Regions from separate parts of the Mus musculus genome. Here all the other regions are linked to region 2. The links are chromatin loops, found by intact Hi-C in ENCODE. Cell type or tissue: heart. All regions are shown on one strand.

The links. A loop is a pair of places that touch in the nucleus more often than their neighbours do. Peaks named below come from ENCODE experiments on the same cell type or tissue, not always from the same donor. Only the 100,000 strongest peaks of a DNase experiment are listed, where the experiment ranks them.
Region 1: a loop joins it to region 2, with 3 times the contacts of the local background. A loop is called at or near these places in 6 of 42 quality-filtered maps.
Region 3: a loop joins it to region 2, with 2.1 times the contacts of the local background. A loop is called at or near these places in 5 of 42 quality-filtered maps.
Region 4: it touches region 2 in a loop (2.5-fold over the local background); 2 of 42 quality-filtered maps call a loop at or near these places.

The regions. Positions count from the first base shown.
Region 1 is chr16:98,079,693-98,084,692 of GRCm38, forward strand. It overlaps A630089N07Rik (RIKEN cDNA A630089N07 gene), which reads right to left and starts at 2,747. Exons shown (of 5, transcript NR_015491.1): 1 at 2,654-2,747. In heart, no CTCF peak of the experiment used is centred here; DNase peaks (open chromatin) are centred at 2,339 and 2,829; H3K4me3 peaks cover 2,287 bases; H3K27ac peaks cover 1,475 bases.
Region 2 is chr16:97,995,172-98,000,171 of GRCm38, forward strand. It overlaps B230307C23Rik (RIKEN cDNA B230307C23 gene), which reads left to right and starts at 2,165. Exons shown (of 4, transcript NM_001362093.2): 1 at 2,165-2,265. The coding sequence starts at 2,263. It overlaps C030010L15Rik (a long non-coding RNA gene), which reads right to left. Exons shown (of 5, transcript XR_001781957.2): 3 at 2,526-2,616; 4 at 1,755-2,280. In heart, no CTCF peak of the experiment used is centred here; DNase peaks (open chromatin) are centred at 1,320 and 2,090; H3K4me3 peaks cover 2,246 bases; H3K27ac peaks cover 2,092 bases.
Region 3 is chr16:97,844,889-97,849,888 of GRCm38, forward strand. All of the region lies in intron 1 of Prdm15 (PR domain containing 15), which reads right to left. Among named protein-coding and RNA genes, the nearest start is that of Prdm15, 3.8 kb to the right of the region's middle. In heart, no CTCF peak of the experiment used is centred here; no DNase peak of the experiment used is centred here; H3K27ac peaks cover 1,399 bases.
Region 4 is chr16:97,919,854-97,924,853 of GRCm38, forward strand. C2cd2 (C2 calcium-dependent domain containing 2) reads right to left here and starts at 2,780. Exons shown (of 14, transcript NM_174847.2): 1 at 2,202-2,780. The coding sequence starts at 2,462. In heart, a CTCF peak has its summit at 2,814; DNase peaks (open chromatin) are centred at 958 and 2,778; H3K4me3 peaks cover 1,905 bases; H3K27ac peaks cover 1,437 bases.

The DNA of each region.
Region 1 (5,000 bases), 85 kb after region 2:
CCAGGCAGTCAAGGAGGGTCTGGGTCTGTTGGCAGATTTCCCAGCCTGATGAGGCATAGGACGATAAGAGGGGGTACTCCTGAGGTTCAAGGGAGGTACCTTTGGATAAAAACAGATATTCTGTGTATATTTCAGGAAATTGTTTCTGTAAGCTTGTGGCTTTGCTTTGAATGATACTGTGGGGTATAAAAACACTACTAAAAATAAACTCAAGGCTCTGGTTGCTGCTGGCTGCTGCTGCAGCAGTATTAACCAGCAGTCCTCCCAAATCTAACTCTCGTCTTTACATCTTCTTTCTGCCTTTTCTATATTTAATCCTTGCCTTCGGTATCAGAGACTGTCTGACTCATGCTGGGGGGTCCAGTACAAGGAAAGAAAGTAGATTCAAAAATCTCTTTCTCCTCCATCCTTGTTACTCTCCTATCTGGTGTTAGGGAGTGACGAAGGGGTGTGTGGGGGAGACGCGGGGGGGGGGGGGGGGGAGGGGGGAGGTGGAGCTTGGGTGCTGTTGGGGAAGGGGTTAAGGGTAGGGGAAAAGAAGTAACCATGAAGTAGCAAAGACCAGCTACACTGATTAAGGCTAAAAGAGGAGCCAGACTAGAATGGATTTTTCATTCCACATATGCTGACACCCTTTAGTCTCTTTTAGGTTCAGGTTGAGGTTAAGTTTTGAACAACTTAAATACAGACTGGAGGCTGCAATTCTAGCCACTAAGACACATGGGAAATCTACACAGCAAGCATATTCCCAGGATCATTTCTTAAATACACAGTGCCCTAACACAGCAGGTTAGTGACAGTGTCCTGAGTGGAAGGTTCCAGATGATGAAAAAACTGGAAAAGGAAAAGGTAGAAAGTAAAAAAGCTGGGGTGGGGAGGTCTTACACAAGCTATGGCTCATGCTAAGCAAGCTTCTAAAGAATACCATCTTGTACACGATTGACATGAGTGAAAAGGAAGGAGATGGGAGACATCTATGAAGTCAGGAGAAAGATGAAGAAACTATGAAGTCAGCAGAAGCATCATACAATCGGACACACTCAGGAGAAGTCTAATTAAACAGTGCTGCACAAGGGCAACTCAGTGTTTCTCAAAAACATTTCTGACCAAATCTCTCATGGCCTTGGGAATGATAACCACAGCCCCATAGGGTAGGAAGTCTTGTTCTCAGAATCTGATTCAACCTCTCCCAAGCATATTCCTGGTTTTAGAAAAGGCCCTGGTTTTATCTCTATACCCAGGGCCTCAGGGTAAGCTGCCAAGGAGCCAGGTGAGTAGGCCCCAGGCTGTGACTGGCTCTGCCAAGCATGTTCCTGGGTTTTAGAAGGAGCTATATCATGCTCCAGACAGGGGAACCTCAGGGAAATTACAGTTTGATCACGCCAGCACTCAATAATGCAACAGTGTTTTCTTTTCTTTTCTTTTTACCCTTTTCACATGGTTGTCACTAAGTGTCATCTCGCCCATGTGGCATAAGTATGCTTTTTTCAAGCAGAAAACTGAACCTTTATGGCACACTAGGCCTTACTGTAGATTGTGATCCTGTAATGCCCCATTGAGCAGCTGGTTAGAGGCCTGCTCTTTCATATGGAGATGGGCCTAGTGGCTGCTTGTAAATCAAGTTTGTTTTCTTTATTATGGCTTGGAGCCATATTTCTGGGCAATCCTTGTGAACAAGCATGTGTATCCTAGCAACCTAAACTCTAATTGCCCTGGTTAGCACATTACTTATCTGTGAGATGTTTTACATGGAGTCCACCCTCAGATAAATTCTACTTGGAGTGCCTTACTATCTCCTAAGCTTTAGTAAATCCTTTACATCATCAATCCTGCACTTTTACATCACAGCTTGATATTGGATTGCTACCCAGCACATGAGATGTCTTTTACAACCTCCACAAAATTAACTCCAAATGGACTGTCCACCTTAATGTCAAATGCTAAGAACAGAACTTGCAGAAACTAGGACTCTCTGAGTTTGGGATCATGCCAAAGATCGTTCTACACACAGGCCAAATGCAGCCCCCACAGTGAAGTTATTCAGAGGCTACGGCTGGGTCCCGCGAGTGGCTAGGACCTCAGGGGACCTCACACGTGGCCGCCGATTCCCATTCAGTCCTGTGAAAGCCCCACCACACCAGCTCGCGCTGCTGAGACCCCTGCTTCTCCCCATTGTTGGCAGTGACCCTGTGCTCACCATGGCGCAACTTCGGAGCTTGCCTGAGCACAATCCACAGCATCCAGCGGCAGGACAAGGAGCACAGCACACAGGCCCATTCAAGCTGGCTCAGCTACTAAGTGAAACCCGCACCACGGCAACCGGAAAGCCCGCCTTCTCTTCTGACTGGCAGGTCCGCCTAAAGGCTCTGACTGGCCAGTAAGTCTGGAGCACCTCCGTTAGAGTTAAGAGTTAGCTGAAGGTACACAGTGTAGGTTCTCAGTCCAAGCTTCAAGGCCAGGACCCAACCTCTTCCAGATCTACAGGAATTTGCATTTCTGTAGTACTTGTGCCTATCCTCCAATAGCCTACCAATCTGTCCCCCCCGCACAGCGCCAGGGAGACCCCACCAGGAAGGCTGGCGGAGACCTGCCACTGCTCAGCCGCTTGCTCCTCCCCTATGTGGGCAGTGACCCTGTGCTCACGATGTCGCACCTTCGGAGCTTGCCTGAGCACAATCCACAGCATCCAGCGGCAGGACAAGGAGCACAGCACACAGGCTCATTCAAGTCTGCTCAGCAACTAAGTGAAATTCGCGCCAAGGCATCCGGAAAAACCCGCCTTCCCTTCTGACTGGCAAGTCAGCCTAAAGGATCTGATTGGCCAATAAGTCTTGAGTGACTCGAGCACCTCCCTTAAAGGTACATTGCGTAGAGATTCTCAGCCCAATTGAAGATTCTTCAAGTCCAATGCCTGACCTTTTCCAGATCTACAGGGATTTGCATTTCCATAGTACTGGTGCGGGTCCTCCAATAGCCTACTCTTCTGTCTCCCTGCACAGCCCCAGGGAGGCCCCATCAGGAAGGCAGCCGGAGATCTGCCACTACTCAGTGGCTTGCTCCTCCCCTATGTGGGCAGTGACCCTGTGCTCACCAGGTCCTGACTTCAGCCCCAGCTTCCCTAACTCACTAGGCTGTTTGACTTCTCCCTCCTGGAATTAAGGTAGGTAGCTTGCATAGCCCATTACTCAACTTGCAGGGGAGTTAGCAAACTGTCCCACAAGCGGAAAGGTGCCCAGGATATTAACTATTAGAGGGAGATTTGGGGTAACAATAGTTTATAGATATGAATAGGCTTATTAATTTCTGGTTTGTTATGTTCATAGTGTAATTAATTTTGATGCATTTGTGCCGTGGTGCAGCCCCAGCGTGAGGTATTTCTTCTTTCTTTTCGGTTCTTCTTGAGGCAACGGAGAGGTAAGAGCATAGGCGGAGGGTAAGGCTTTGTCTTAACAAAAATTTAGGGTTGCTGTATAATAAAAAGTTTACTTATCTAAGTCTAAGTTACTATGCTGTTGTACCTGACCTGCGTTCTGTGATCCTCTCAGGTCAGAAACTGCAGTTTCTGGCACTCAGCACCTCATCCTAAAACAGCAGATTAAGTAAAGAATTAATTGCTAGACCCTTTCCCCTGTTCTCCAGATGCCACTTGCTTTCGGGATAGGAGGATGTTTGGAGCTATAAACTTCTACTGAGCCAGGAGAAGTAAATAACACTCGCAGAAAGAAAAAACTTTTACATAAGCAAATATGCATAATCTCACATAAATTCATATTCAGCTTCATTCATGCTCACTTATTCATTTTCATTAGAAGCCAGATGGGCCCAGCTTTCATGCATTCTCACAATTACATACTTACACACACACATGCAGACATTCTCACAATTACATAATTACACACACATCCATATTTACATATGCATATGGAGCATAAGACCCAGCATGGTTGCAGAAAGAACTCACACATTCTAGATGAAAACTAAATGCACTCCAATCTGTATTACATAGAGAAAGAAAAGGCTTCTACCTTCTTAATGCTAAATGAATTAAACCCATGTTTGTAAGAAAAAATCTTTGTTTCTTTTAATAAGACTAAACCTGCCTTGTCCTTACCATGGGATCTGCTCTGTCCCACGGTAAGGAGAAGCCTGCTTGCTCCTTCTGCTCTCAGCATCATCTACTTTTTTCTTCTTTCCCTCTGCATTCTACACATTGCTCTCTTAGTAGTTTATGTTACCTATAATTTCCAAGCTACTCCACTCTGCATTCTCCTTCAAAAATCATCTCCTCAGCTCAGTTCTCTCACCTCCATTCCTCTCACCCCCAGCCCCCAGTTTTGTCTCTTCTCTTTGTCCTCAGCCCTTAAACATCATTCATAATACATGACCACATGTTAAAATTTTCATCAAAAGTTCACCAGAAAATCAAATCATAAATTGAAATAGAATGTTACAACAGAGGATGTTTACATGAATATCCATTAGGAGTGATTATCAAGCTAAACATCCATCACTTGTCTCAGCTCCACGGGTTCACAGAAGGCTTAAAACCATAACTAAGTTATAAGTGAAGTTTTGTATAGATAAATCCAGTCAATATTTTATCTTCTGTCCTAGCACCTATAATAAATTGTTAGTTCCCTTTTATGGCCTTTGGTTAATTGTTTTACAACCTCTTAGAATGTGCTCTGAATAGAAGAAAGTCTGGTTACTAGCTAAGAGTTGTTAACTGGTGAAACTTGAGAGACTGGGAGAGTTCTCATTGCAGCTTTGACTATCAGGAAAGGGCCTAATAGCAGTCCCATTATAAAAAAGCTTAATGATCACAGATACAATTTTAGGAATTCTTATAGGATCCTCATTAAGTATTATGTCATCCATTAGTCTATATAGCATCACTACAAGATAGTACATCTTCGTGGATCTGCAGAGATCTGCTCCAAAGGGATGTGCTTATACTTAGTGGTAGTTATGTATGTTCAATAACAACAGGAAAAGCATAT
Region 2 (5,000 bases):
GAGAGACAATATATAAATGTAAACAATGTGGTAAAGCCTTTGCATGTAGCAGTAGTCTTACAAATCATGAGAAAAAGTCAAACTGCAGAGAAACTCCATAAGCACAGACAGTGTGGTAAAGTTTTGTGCTTCCTGGGATCTTCATACAAGAGTAAAACCTTTAGTGTGTAATCAATCTGTTAAAGCCTTTGCATATCTCAGTAGTCTTTGAAGTCCTAAAAGAACTCATACAGAAGGGAGTCTATAACTATATAAGATTTTATCACTGCACACACAAAAGATTAATTGAGAGAAATCTCTTTAATGGCAGCATGTATTTAGCTCTGGCTAATGCTCAAAGAAGATCCAGCTGGGAATAGATTTTAATTTCCACCTATGCTGTCACCCTTAAGCCCCTTTTAGGTTCAGGTCCCAGGTTAATTTTTGAACAATTTAAATATGGACTGGAGACTGCATGTCTAACCAATTAGACAGACACACAGCAAATATAGTCCCAGAATTACTTCTTAAGTACACCAGTGTCCTGAAACAACATCAGTGACAGGTTCCTAAGTACAAAGTCCCAGAGGATGAAAAAGACATGAAAAGTAGAAGGCAGAAAGTTACAAAAGCTGGGGTGGGGAGGCCTTGCAGAAGCCTCTGTGTATGAATGTTTAGCTTCCCAGTGAGGAAGATGTGTTGGCTAACCATAGTGCTCCACTGGGTTTGTTATCTGGTTCCTGTTTGCCTTCCAGGGTTCACATACTTACCAGCTGAAAAGTAGCTGCAGTTTACCTAAGCCCAGCATGAAGGACTCAACCCAAGTGAAATTAGAGTATTTGGGGGTTTATTTGGGGGTAGCTCTCTAGTGGATTCAGTGATCCCAAGGAACCAGAGAGTTCACTAGTCCCAAGGAGGTCAGAGAAGTTATGGGATGGGAGTATAAGGAGCAGAGGTGGGGAGAAGGAGCTAGCAAGGCATGCAGGGGGGAGGGAGATGGAGAGGGAAGTGGAGGGAGGAGGGGGAAGGGCAGGAGAAGGAGGAAGGAGGAGGCAGAGAGAGAGAGAGAGAGAGAGAGAGAGAGAGAGAATGAAACAGAGAGACAAAGAGTACAAACTGTCAGGATTATATAGGAAGATCTTCTGGAGACAGGAAAGCTCAGGGTACAAGGTGGGGTCTGCCAACTTTGCTATGTAACAGGTGGAGACTGAGGAGAGCTGGGAGAACCTGGAGGTTCAGCTGTAACCTTCCCAGCCTTGAGCAGGCTAAGCAGACCTTGAACATTCATCTTGACAGGCCTTATCAAGCTGGATAGAGACATGTGTCTTGGCTGCAGTTGCAGGTTCCCATGGGAACTTAGCTGTTTTGGCTGCCTGTGCTGACCTTGTTCTACAACATATTCCAGCTAAAGAAGGGGATGGGTTTTGTGGTTTTTCCCTTTATAAACGTAAAGCCTATTATTAAACTTTGAGTCTTGATCAGAATCTTTGTCTTGACTTCATTCTTCTCTCGCGTACCCCCCACCCCCATCTTTTCATTTCCAGCACCCCTTTCAGGTAAACTCAGTTCTCCCGCGGCTGCTGGATGGCTCCACCCAGCCAGCTTTGGTGTGTTAAATATATGCAGATCAGAAGCTGGTCCCGGGTCTGAATCCCAACCGCAACAAAACTATTGTTTCCCCAAATCTCTTTTTAATCGTTAATATCCTGGGCACCCTTCCGCTTGTAGGACAGATTGATAACTCCACTGCAAGTTGAGCTATGCAAGCTAACTACCTTGATTCCAGGAGGAAGGCAAACAGTCTACTGAGTGAGGAAAGCTCAGGCTGAAAAGTCAAGGACTTGCTGAGCACGGGGTCAACTGTTCACATAGGGGAGGAGCAAGCGGCTGAGCAGTGATAGGTGCAGTGGTGGTTCCTCCCTGGGGCTGTGCGGGGAGACAGAAGGGTAGGCTATTGGAGGACCGGCACAAGTATTACAGAAATGAAAATCCCTGTAGATCTGGAAAAGGTCGTCCCTGGATTTGAAGCTTGGTCTGAGAACTTCTACACTGTGTGGCTTCAGCACACTCTAACTCTAAGGGAGGTGCTCGACTCACTCAAGACTTACTGGCCAATCAGAGCCTCCAGGCAGACCTGCGTGTCAGAAGAGAAGGCGGGTTTTCCGGGTGCGGTGGTGTCGGTTTCGCTTCCTGGTTGAGTGCTTGAATGGTTCTGTGTGCCGTGCTCCGTTTCCTGCGGTTGGATGCTGTGGATTGTGCACAGGCAAGCTCCGAAGTTGCGACATGGTAAGCACAGGGTCACTGCCAACAATGGGGAGAAGCAGGGGTCTCAGCAGCGCGAGCTGGTGTGGTGGGGCTTTCACAGGACTGAATGGGAATCGGCGGCCACGTGTGAGGTCCTAGCCACTTGGGGGACCCAGCTGTAGCCTCTGAATAACTTCACTGTGGGGGCTGCATCTGTGCAGAGCATTTGGCCTGTGTGTAGAAAGATCTTTGGCATGATCCCAAACTCAGAGAGTACTAGTTTCTGCAAGTTCTGTTCTTACCATTTGCCATTAAGGTGGACAATCCATTGGAGTTAATTTTGTGGAGGTTGTAAAAGACATCTCATGTGCTGGGTAGCAATCCAATATCAAGCTGTGATGTAAAAGTGCAGGATTAATGATCTAAAGGATTTACTAAAGCTTAGGAGATAGTAAGGCACTCCAAGTAGAATTTATCTGAGGGTGGACTGCATGTAAAACATCCCACAGATAGGTAATGTGCTAACTAGGGCTGTTAGAGATTAGGTTGCTAGGATACACAAGTTAATTCACCCGGATTGTCCAGAAATTGGGCACCAAACCATAACAAAGGAAACAAACTTGATTTACTACCATCCACTAGGTTCATCTTCATATCAAAGAGCAGGCCTCTAACAGGCTGGTCTATGGGGCCTTACAGGATCACAATCTACAGTAAGGCCTGGTGTGGCATAAAGGTTCAGTTTTCTTCTTGAGAAAAGCATAGTTCTGCCACATGGGTGAGATGATGCCTAGTGACAACCATGTGAGAAGGTAAAAAAGAAAACAAAACAAAACACTGTTGTATTGAGTGCTAAGTTACACTTTCCCTGAGGTTTCCATATATGGAGAATGACATAGCTCCTCATGAAACCCAGGAACATGCTTGGCAGAGCCAGTCACAGCTTGGGGCCTAGGCCTTGGGAGCTTTCCCTGAGGCTCTGGGTATAGAGATAAAACAGAGCTTCTTCTCTAAGACCTGGAATATGCTTGGGAGAGCTGGTAATAGTCTGGGGCCAGGGCCTTTGGGAGGGGTTGCTTCAGATTCTGAGAGCACAACTCTTCCCACCGTACGGGGTTGTGGTTATCAGTCCCAAGGCCATGAGAGACTTGGTCAGAAATTTTTTCAGATACACTGAGTTTCCCCTTGTGCAGCAACTATTTGATTAGACTTCTCCTGAGTGTGTCCCATTGTATGATGCTTCTGCTGACTTCATAGTTTCTTCATCTTTCTCCTGACTTCATAGATGTCTCCCATCTCCTTCCTTTCCCTCATGTCAATCGTGTACAAGATGGTATTCTTTAGAAGCTTACTTAGCATGAGCCATAGCTTGTGTAAGTCCTCCCCACCCCAGCTTTTTTACTTTCTACCTTTTCCTTTTCCAGTGTTTTTCATCATCTGGAGCCTTCCACTCAGGACACTCTCACTAACCTGCTGTGTTAGGGCACTGGTGTACTTAAGAAATGATCCCGGGGTTATATTTGCTGTGTAAATTTCCCATCTGTCTAAGTGGCTAGACTTGCAGTCTCCAGTCTATATTTAAATTGTTCAGAACTTAACCTGGAACCTGAATCTAAAAGAGACTTAAGGGTGGCAGCATATGTGGAATGCAAAATCCATCCTCGTCTGGCTCCTCTTTAGTATTAACCAGTGTAGCTGGTCTTTACTACTTTATGGTTTCTTCTTTTAACACACACTTAATCCCCTCCCCCCCCCCAACTCCAACCCCCTCCTCTTTCACCCCCTAACACCAGATAGGACAGAAACAAGGATGGAGGAGAAAGAGATCCTTGAATCTAGTTTCTTTTTTTGTACTGGCCCCTCACCTCCCCACCCCCAGCATGAGTCAGTCTCTGATGCAGGGAGCAAGGATTAAAGATAGGAAAGGCAGAAAGAAGATGCAAAGCCAATAGTTAGATTTGGGAGGACTGCTGGTTAATACTGCAGCAGCAGCAGCGAGAGCCTTGAGTTTATTTTTCATAGTCTTTTTATACCCACACAGTACTGTAGAATGCAAAGCTACAAGCTAACAGAAACAATTTCCTGAAATATACACAGAATATCTGTTCTTATCCAAAGGTACCTCCCTTGAACCTCAGGAGTACCTCCTCTTATAGTTCCATGTCTCATTAGGCTGGGAAATCTGCCAACAGACCCTGACCCGCCTTGACTGCCTGGGCACATAGAAGAATAGCGTCAGTTTTAAAGCATAAATATCGTCATCCAGGAAGAAAAAAGGTGTAAAGGAAGTTCCCTTGCTCACTGTATTCAGGGTCTTATCAAGATGATCAACTTATGACAAGATGTAGGAACACATTGCTCAGCTGTATTATTATTATTATTAAACTTACTTCCTTGTCCTAGCCCAGTGTCAAATGTTTGCCTTATTCCTAGAAGCAGTACCAAGGGTTATCCACATCTGGGAGAGTAGAAGATTCCAATAAAATTCAAATTTACCATACTAGGGCTCTGTCTGCTCATAGGGTGGATGGAAGGGCAGAGCTGGGAAGACCTGTGCTGTCTGAGTGATTTAATCTCTAATCCTCCAGTAGGAGAGCCTCTTCTGTTCTCTGGGCAGCCTAGCAATCAGGAGGAGCAGCAGTGGGAGGTAGCTTACAGGTTCGTTCCGTTCCATGTTCTCCTCAGATGCAGTTCATCAGAGAGCTGTGAGGGAGACCCCAAGCCATGCCATTGTGATTGTGGCAGCCACCAGGGTAAAGGGGTTGGCCAAGCAATCC
Region 3 (5,000 bases), 150 kb before region 2:
CCAGAGACCAGCCTGCGTGTCCCTGCTGACCCTGGGGCTGGTTATTATCCTTTCCTGGGCCTTGGTTTCCTCGAGTTTAAGGCCTTTCTGGTCTGCTACAGTCTTCCTATTTGTAGTCCCACCACCTTGTCCTCCTTTCCTGCTTCCTGCCCGTTTCTGTGGGTAAGTGTTTACCTAGATGCAGATGCAAAATGGCTCCAGCATGCCATCCGTGCCAGAAGAGCAGCACAACCAACCCTTAGTCACCTAAGCTCTGGCTCCCATATTTGGCCCTGGGCTTCCTAAGCTCATTTCCTGTGGAGAACAAAACTTTCCCACACTCTTTAATAAATGGTCCTGTCTGGGCTCCCTGTCTGTTTTAGTGTCTTTTCCTGCTGCTAGTTATAAAATATTATAACAAAAGCAACTTAAGGAAGACAGGATTTATTCTAGCTCACAGTTCAAGGACAGTCAATCTTGGCCGGAAGTCAAGGCAGCCTGAAGCCACACCTCGAACTGGATAGGATGTAGAAGTGATAAAGACTTTCCAATGCTCAGCCGCCTTCCTCCAGTTTACACTGTCCAGGATCCCTGCTCAGGGAACGGCCCTGCCCATAGTCAAGATGGATCTGCTCACATCAGTAAGTGCAATCAGGATAAGCCTCTACGGGTTGGCCCAGATGCCATTCTCCCAGGTATTCTAGATAGTCAGGCTGGCAGCTAATACTAACCAGCACAGTGTGCCTGCCAACCGTCTAGATTCAGCACAGCTTTGCTCTCAGCCTGGGTTCACTTCCTTCTTTTGGGTCCACTCATTTACCTCTTCGCCCAACTTTAAGGTTCAGACTCTTCTTCCCCTGCCCAAGTGAGCACCAAAGAGCAGCTGCCAGCAGGGCAGGTGCACAGCAGGCCCCACACAGCTCCACAGTCACACGTCGAGCACAGTTTCACTCACCTGACCCTCTACAGGAGAAATAGTCCATGCAAACGGAAGTGAGAAGGCCAGACTGTCTGTCTTCAAATACAATAGATAGGGAACAGTGGCCTTCTGCTGTGACCACAGTGGCCAAGCTCAACTACTGCTCTTTAGAAAGTCCTATGCTTACCCCATAGACATCCAGGCCCAGGGTCAGGGCACAGGGTGCTTTGCTAAGCCTTCTGCTCACCAGCTCCACTCCTGCATCAGCTCCTGCAGATGGGGTTAAAGCCCTCACCTGACCTTACTTTACCACCTATAAGACATGGCCTGTGATCAGACACTGCTCCTCCTCCATTTGATTTTCTTTTTTGAGTGTGTGTAGTTTGCTGTGGGCATGCATATGTGGAGATTCTGCTGGGGGAGAAGAGGAGGCTGCACATTCCCACTGTCTCTATAGCTTTGCCTAGCTGTTTGGCAGGGCAATGAGGTGGGCCCCATGTTCCATTTCACTGATTTCCTTCTCCAATGCCTGCCTGTTCCATCCCTTCCCACCACCACTCTTCTCAAGTGAATTACTATTGTCTGTGCTCCTACTCTGCTTCCTGGGTCCCTCCTCTGCAGGTTCCCTGCAAAGCCTGCTTATGGTCTGAGTGTGCTTATTTGAACCTTGAGGCACAGCAAGCTGCCAGAGCATGGCACTTTCATTCAGAATTCTAGATGCTGCAAGTGGAACCCTTGTAGCCTACAGCTTCCAGCACCAAACCACCATGTCTGATTTCCTTCCAGTCAGCAAGGCACTTGTGTTCAACTGCTACCTCCAGAAAACCTCCAGAAGGTGTAGTTTAGCCCCTATTATCTGACGTCTTAGGGCTGGGCCTGCCATTCTGGCAACTTGGAGCCCTCAACTGAGGTTGAGTCTTTTTTCTTTACTAACTTCTCCATCCTTTCTGACTTCTTAGCTCATCTGTGGTGAGGCTGTGTTTCCAATGTTCACTTCTGGCTCTTGCAGAGGAGTTTCTGGGCGAAAGAAAGATGTTCAGTGTAGTGCATAAAAATGAAACTGAGGTAGTGTGTCCTTCAACTTGAAGATCCTAGCTCAACCGGTTATGATGGCAGAAATTTGACAGCCAGTAAGGGCAGAGTTCTAGAAGCACCTTGCCTAACACACGGCACTAAGCTAAGCAGCACTGTGATTCATCACAATAAAAGTCAAACTTGCCATCACTAATTAACACGTGTTCCTCAAACTTAGAAAATGCCAAAAGCCCACATAGAGAACTAGACACAGGGAATATGCTTCTCAAAGGCAGCCTCTTAGTTGGATGGGTTGGCTGTGCAAACATCTGTAGTCCTAGCACTCATATTTCAAACAGCAGAATAATCAAAGGCAGACTCTTAACACAGTAGGCATGCTCCCTTCTCTCCAGTCCAATCATATCACCCCCGCACACCCATGGCAACGCTCAGGACACACTTGGCTTCAGTACTGTCCCTCAAGCCTTGTCATTTGCCCAAAGTTTCCTGTGATTCTGGCACTTCCTCAACCCTCCGAACCGTGAGTGGAGGCCCAAGACATATCTTGGTAGAGGGAAGTGGGGTCTTCAGGCAACCCAGATTAAGTTTACACAAGTTCATCAACAAGGCTCATCAGATCCCACCAGACCCAGTGCCTGCCCCCATCCCACGTGACAGAGGATGAAAAAAGATGAAAGACGCCAGCAGGGCATCCACTGGTACAGGATTCCTAAGAATTTATTTGGGTACCCTTCCCAGCCTCCATGTCGCGTACTGCTGTTTCTTCTCCCAGCACTGCTAAGAGGTACATGTGGTCTCAAAATTCTGGCTGTGATGTAGTTGTCACTATGATGGTATCAGGAGGTGAGTGAGTGGCCTTGAAAGGTGACTGAGTCACAAGATGTTATCCTCTCTCTCAGAGGCCTAAACAGCCATGGTCTTCCCCTCCCCAAACTTCCTCATTAGTGATGCTCTCCCACCTGATACTGCAAGATGGACCATATTTAAAAGGTAGGCTCCATGGCCCAGCCTATGGGGTTCCTGGTGCTCTCTAACCCTGCTGGGAACAGTCTCCAAATGTTCTCGCTCTTTATAAATTACCTAGTCTGGGGAATTCTGTCATTTCACCAGCAAACAGAGTAAACTAAAAACCTTCCCTCCATCTGTCAAATACCCACCTACTTTTAATAAGGCCTCTCCAACAGCACTCTCCTTACAAGTTCTCTTAGTTCATCATGACTGCCACACACCAAAAACAGACCTTCCCACTTTCCCCTGGAAACCCTTGTGATTGCATCTCTCTGGCAGCATCTTATGGACACTCAGAGCTCACACACTGAAACTTTGACCTTTGCCTAAAGGTCACCTGTGTAACCTTAAAAGTCCTCAGAAAACTGCTGGCTTCCTTACTTTCTGTGACAGTGGTTTCTACCTTCCGAATGCTGTGGCGTTCATCATGTTGTGGTAACCCCCACCTACAAAATTATTTCATTACTACTTCATAACTGTAATTTGCTACTGTTACAGATCATAATGTAAATATCTGATATACAGGAACTGCTTCTAGGGCTAATAGGAGAACCAACCTTAGCTCCAGCAAACAGTTCTATAGAACACCCTCTTTGTAGCCTACATCCCCCTCCATCATTATCTCAGGTCCCTCCCTCCCCTCTGATGTTTTTCTTCAATGATCAATCTCATGCTTTGCTTCCCTCATTGCACACACTATGCCATCTGTACCCTGCCTGCATGCAGTGTCTCCTTGACACTCCCCACTCCCCAAATATGGCACATAGTTGAAAGTCACCTCCAAGCCAGATCTTGGTGCAGCACTTGCCTCTCCCTAAGTCTAGACCAACCCCTGAAGAACACTTGATGCCTGGTACCAGGCACAGCACGCTCGCTGCGAATATCTCCATAAAAGTATTTCACCATTCTCCATTCCCAGTACCAGCTTCTCTGATCGGGCCAGGTTTAAGAGCAGCAAATGAAAATTCCACTGACCTCTTAAAATAGATCCTCATGTCACTCTTGTAAATGCAGTTATGAAAATGTAAGCCTCATGACAGGATGGCCCCAGTTACTTCCAACTCACAGGAACCAGCTTCCCTTTAAGCATCAGCAAGCTGACCCCGCCTCTTCTCCGTACCCTCCTGCCTCCTTCCCTGGAGATCCTAAACCGTCCATTACACACTGCTGCCTGCAATTGCTCTCCTGACGCCCCTGTTGTAACTTCTCGCAACACAAGTATGTCTATTCATTGAATCAGACATGATTTCACAGGACCACAGGCTGCACTCATTTCTTCAGGGTGAGCTGTGATGGCCTTCACTGAATTGTCATCCAGTACCCAAAGAAGCTGGTTCAAGAAGTACACAGGGCGTATAGCTCTTTTCCTGGGAGATCAGAACAGAGCCACATGGGTGAGGAGATGGAGCAGAAGGCTGGGAACAACAGAGCTTCATGCCTACCCTTCTGAATTAGGAGACAAAACTGCCAGTTAGTCAGGGCTTCAAGCTGCTGGAGGGTGGGCACCCACAGTGACTCCATGTCCCTCCCTATACCTGTGGACCAAGCCAGGGGATAAATGGATGAATGTAGTTTCCTGCCCTGGGTGAAGGAAGACCCGCCCTAGGAGACTCTAAGCGAGAGTCTCTCAGGTCCCATTCATGCCCACAGACTCTCAAAGGATGCCTGGACAGTGGGCCAGCTGGTGCCTCTAGGATAGCAGCCGTGTGCTGGATCATCTCGGTGTTTCCTTCTATTTTGAGTGGAGTCTACTGGCCTGTATTTGTGTGTGCTCTGGCTCCCCAAAGCACCCACAGACTCAACTCTAAGGACACAGTTCCTGTGCCAGTCCTGTTCAAAGCTCTCCACCCTGATTCACTGGCCTTTCCCAGCCTGGGATCCCAACTATGTTCCCACCCAGCCCTCTGTGCACTAGCCCACTCTGCTTTCCACTAGATTTCCACTAGAGGCTAGATTTCCTCACAGCACCTGTCTCCTACTAAACTACCCTTCCTAGATAGATGGCTCAGGTCAGTGCAGAGTGTGCCAACAACCCCTGCACACCCAGCAACCTTCTTCC
Region 4 (5,000 bases), 75 kb before region 2:
CCCAAGTATTAGTTCCCTACCTGGCTGGGGCAAAGAGATTTCAGGACAGAGTCAGGCAAGGGACCTCTAGGCTGTTGCTGTCTGTGCCTAGAGCAGTCTGGGAATGTCAGCCTAATCAGGGATTAGTGGCATTTGAAGTGGGAGGAGGGCAGGGAGAAACTCCAGCAGGTGTGGTGGCTGGTGTCAGGCTCTCACTAGTATAAATGCCTGCATCTGTTCCCCACGTGTCACTACTGTAACAACAGCCACATCCTAAGACACTGGTAGAGAGGTAAGTGACTGAGTTCCTATCTACATGCAAAACCCTTCATTTGAATACAATCAGGCAGCATTCTCGGGTATCAGGCATCAGTCAGTCAACTAGAACAAAACTGTACTAAGGAATAGATAGCCAATACCAATTTCTGTGCAAAGTGCCCCCTGTAAAGTTACTTTGAGTTTAAACCCAATATGGTACTGGCACTTTCAAACAGGAGCTCTCTAGAGATAAATGTCTGAATTTGTCAAAGAGCAGAAAACAGACATGACCATGCAAACAAGCCAGTGTCTTTTCAGCCAACCCCAACCCCATGCCACCCCTAACCACAAAGGCCAGAGTGACAGATAAGAGGATTTCACCTGCCACTAATTCCATGGGAATTCACTTGCCCAACCGAGACCAGTGTTAAGGAAGGGGCTTCCTCTTCTATCTAGTCAACCCTCCAGGCACAAGAAGCCCTGGGAGCGTGTCTAGAGTGATCCTATCTTAGGAAGTCAACCAAGAAATGGCAGGAAATAAAACATCCAAAATTCACAGAAGGGGCACTGACTCTAGGCCACCAGTGTCTACTTCCTACAGATCATTAACCAGCACACTTGCTATCACCCTACTGAAAGAGAGAGAGAGAGAGACTGGCATCAGCTCAGGCAACACTGTGTTCTCTGTACTGAAGCCAGGCTTCTAACACCAGATCAAATGACAGTCAGTGACAGCAGCTTCATGGTGGGGTCATGTTTACTCCTATATATGAGGACACATGGCTTGAGTACTGACCCTGGGTAGAGGTCCAGCTCTGATGACTGCGCACCTATTCTAGGTGTCAAGACAGATGTCAACTGACCTTGTAGTCTTTGCATCCAAAAAAGTCTTTTTCCAAGAGTCCAGAGCAAAGTCTCTTGTACTGTTGGATTTGTGCTAACTCATACTTAAAGCTTTTTTCTTTTTTGTTTGTTTGGGTGTTTGGGTTTGTTTGTTTGTTTTTTCACTCAGTGGCTACATGTGCCAAGACCATGGCACAAAGATCAGGCTCAGGGCCTAGTGGAATATTCTGAAAGTGGATAGGTTCAGTGTGACAATGACTGAACATTATGATATTCACTGTGTTCAAGGCTGGCAGTGTGGGGCTTCTCCGCTGGGCTGTATAGCAGGTACAGAGGCCTGTGTACCTGAAGTTGAGGGACAGCTGCAGCGCTGACAGGTGCCAGCTCTGTCCCACCAACCTAATTCCCCTGTGGAATGCCTCCAAATTGTAGACGCCAGGAACTTGTCCTTACACTAACATCTCTTAAAAGTAAAAATAATTCTGCAAGCAATTAACAATGAAAGAAACAACCACAGGAGTATGAGACATAGAGCAGGGTAATAAGCCCAAGGTGTGAGGTCAGCACATTTGGGTTCTCATCTTGGCTCTGACACCAAAGACTACTTTAACCTTCCAGGCCTCAGTTTCCTCAGATGGATGATGATGATGACATGCTAATCTGGAAGTGACATAAGCATTTACAGTCCCCAGGGCTATAGCTGAGAAGCAGCGAGATCTCAATAAATGGTCACTATTCTATGTGCTCAGAAATGCAAGCCTTTTAGAATTTAGAAGCTTTAGGCAGAGAACAAGATTCTAAATGAAAGCACATTTGGATCACAGTTATCCATTTATCGGGTTCAAAACCAGTAGGTGTCCACTCGGAATCCTCTAGGGACCGGCTGGGTGGTTCTCCCACAGAAAGCCTCACGGAGCTTAAGACGTTTGCTGTGTGAAACAGTCAGTCACTTTGTTAACTCCCCACCTCAGGTGCTTCACTCTCCCTAGTTCTAACTTCAAAGAACGCCTTTCCTCGGTAGGCTCTGGGTGGCGAGTCAGGGACTGTGGCGGCCTCCCAGGAACAGGGCTCTTTCTGATGCCCCTCTCACCTTCAAACACCACGCCCTCCTAGGAACTCACCCCTCTCTTTTCGGCCTCATAGTTCAGGGCGGTCACCCAAGCCGCCTGCCACTGGTTCCCCCAGCTATCCCGTGTCAGTATCCAGGAAAGGAGTGTGTCCGACTCCCGGCGCCTTAGCTCATCCGGCTCCGCCCGCCGCCGGGGCGGGGGTCGCGCCTTGGCCAGCGCCCACTGCGCCAAGTACAGGCCCACGGTGCCCAGGGCCGCGACGAAGAGCGACACCAGGAAGAGCCACTGCACCTCGCTGAGCCACGAGCCCATGCTGACGGCGCATACCCGGCGAGCGCGCCCCGACTTCCCCCAGCAGCCGTGGCCGCAGGGCGCGCGGAGCTGGCGGGTGGCGACTCAGGACATCCGCCGGTACGCAGGGGCACAGGGTCCGGGGCCTGGGAGGCCAAGGCAGCGGGGAGGGCGGCGAGGACCGGTAAGCGAACCAAATTGAGCGCTGCGCGCCTGGGAGCCAAACGCGGGACAGAGGAAGCTGCTCCCCACGCGCGGTTGGGAAGTGCAAGGCAAAGGCTCTTCTTCCCAGCTTGCCGCCCGGGTTGTCCCGCCCGCGGCCCGTAGTAACCGCAGGAGGCCGGGCCTGGGGGCGGAGCAGGAGCGGAGTCTCTTTTTACAGCTCCGCCTCCTTAAAGGCCCCGAGGGCCCTCACGGCGGCGTTAAGGGCGCAAGTCCTCTCCTGCCACTACCTTGAGTGGTGGGTGAGAAGGTGTCGGGGTGCCTCGCTTGGCGCGCCTTGGCTGGGAACTGTGCGCTGGCGCGTGGGTGGGATGCCCAGATAAAGCGAGAATTCCAAGAATTTCCCCACTGCCAAGACTAGGATTTTGCAAGGCTAGCCACAGCAGCCTGTAGCTGTCACCCTAAAGTAGGCTGATGGTCGCTGCAATATGGGGATGATGCCTGTCCTATTTCAAGATCCAGGGAGGTGCTTGTCAAACCTAGGCCATAGTTCAGGATGTGCATGGATCATCGACTTTGGAGTGTGTGTGTGTGTGTGTGTGTGTGTGTAAGTATACATGTGTGGTATGGTGGGAGGGGAATTTGGTATGTTGTATGTGGTGGTGAGATTTGTATGTGCACAGTACCCGTTTTTTGTGTTTTGTGCATTTGTGACAGCTTTCTGCATGCTCATCTTGAGAAGTTTCAGAAAGTTGTCAGAAACATGGTTCAGCTGTGTTTTCTGCAGCTGCATCAGTGGAACTGGACTTCAAGTTAGGCTAGGTGGACCTAACATTCAGCCTTCTCCTAGTATGTTGGAGCAAAAGACTGGCTACATCAGGGGAGATATAAGCCTAGAATCAGTGTCCCTACCACATTTATCTTTGAGGAGAAACGTGGGGTGGCAGTTGGACAGAGGGACTTTGTGGAAACAAAATGGAATCAGTTCAAGGTTGCTAGGATTGAACTTGAACCTCTCCTAGCTAGGATATGGGATTAAAAACTCCCTAACCCTAACCCTGTCTTGAAAAAACAAAAACAAGCAAAAGAACAAACAAACAAGCAAAAAAAAAAAAGTAAACAACAACAAAACAACCCTAACCATGTCTTTCAAGTTACCATAGGATGATGAACCCTACCTAGCAGGCATAGTACACTGGCTGGAGGCTCAGACTTACTCCCCTTTCCCTCTTTATATCTGGTATTTTAGCAGAAACAAAGAAAATCTGTTCTCATTGAAAGAAAAGGCTGTTTATTTTCTAACCTAAAGCTAGATCTATTCAGTTGGATGATGTAGGTCTTACCAGACACCTGGGAGACTAGACCACATCTACCTGTGTCCAAATCCACCTGTGTTCCTATGTGTATGTTGGCTGCTACTATGTGGGTGGTGACAAGGAGCTCATCTATCCTGTGTGACTGGTACAACCAGTCTCATTCTTCCACGGACATGTCTCAGGGGCTGCTTACCCAACTGGATTGTAACAAACTTCAAATTAACCACCATCCCTCATCTGGAATGTGTCATATTTCTATATGTGTCTACAAAGAGATTGTTGACATGTAGACATGGAGAGTGTCAATATTTGCTTCTAGAAGCAAACTAAGAGGAAATAAAGAATGACCCTGGCTTATGGGACAATGCAAGTGGTCAAAACATGCTTGCAACCAGAGCAGAAACACCTCCTAAGTTCATGAAGAGATCAGGCCCCTCTAGTTTCTGCTTCTAGTGGAAGACCCATTGGTCCTGGGCTTGTCAGGTGTTTGATTCCCCGTTGTGATATTCCTTGCTTCCCATCAGCTCCTGTTTCTTTCCCCACACCCATCTTTGACCTGGGGAGCAGACTACAGTTCTCCTGTGAGGGGTATCTACTCTCACTTCAATGGGTTTTATGGGTCTAATTCTCAGTCACATTTGGCTGTGGCCATTTGTTGAGTTTAATCTCTCTCTCTCTCTCTCTCTCTCTCTCTCTCTCTCTCCCTCCCCTCCCCCTCCCCCTCTCCTCCCTCTCCTCCCTCTCCCTCTCGCTCTCTCTTGTTTGTATGTGTGTTTGTAAGTATACATGTCCATGTGTGTTTCAAGTGCATGCACCCATGTACAAGCAGCAAAGGCTGGAGAAGGACATAAGGTATCCTACTCCACTTTCAGCCTTGCTCTCTTAAGACAGTATTTTTTTTTTTTTTGCTTCTATTCTCTCATATATTATATCCTGTCAGCAGTTTCCCCTCCTTCCACTCTTCCCAGTCCCACAAGTTCTGTGCCACCATTACCCCAGCACATCTTATAGGCAGGACAGATTGTAAGTCAAAGGTTTTGTGGCTGGGTAGATTTCCCAGTCTTACTGCTACAATCCTTGC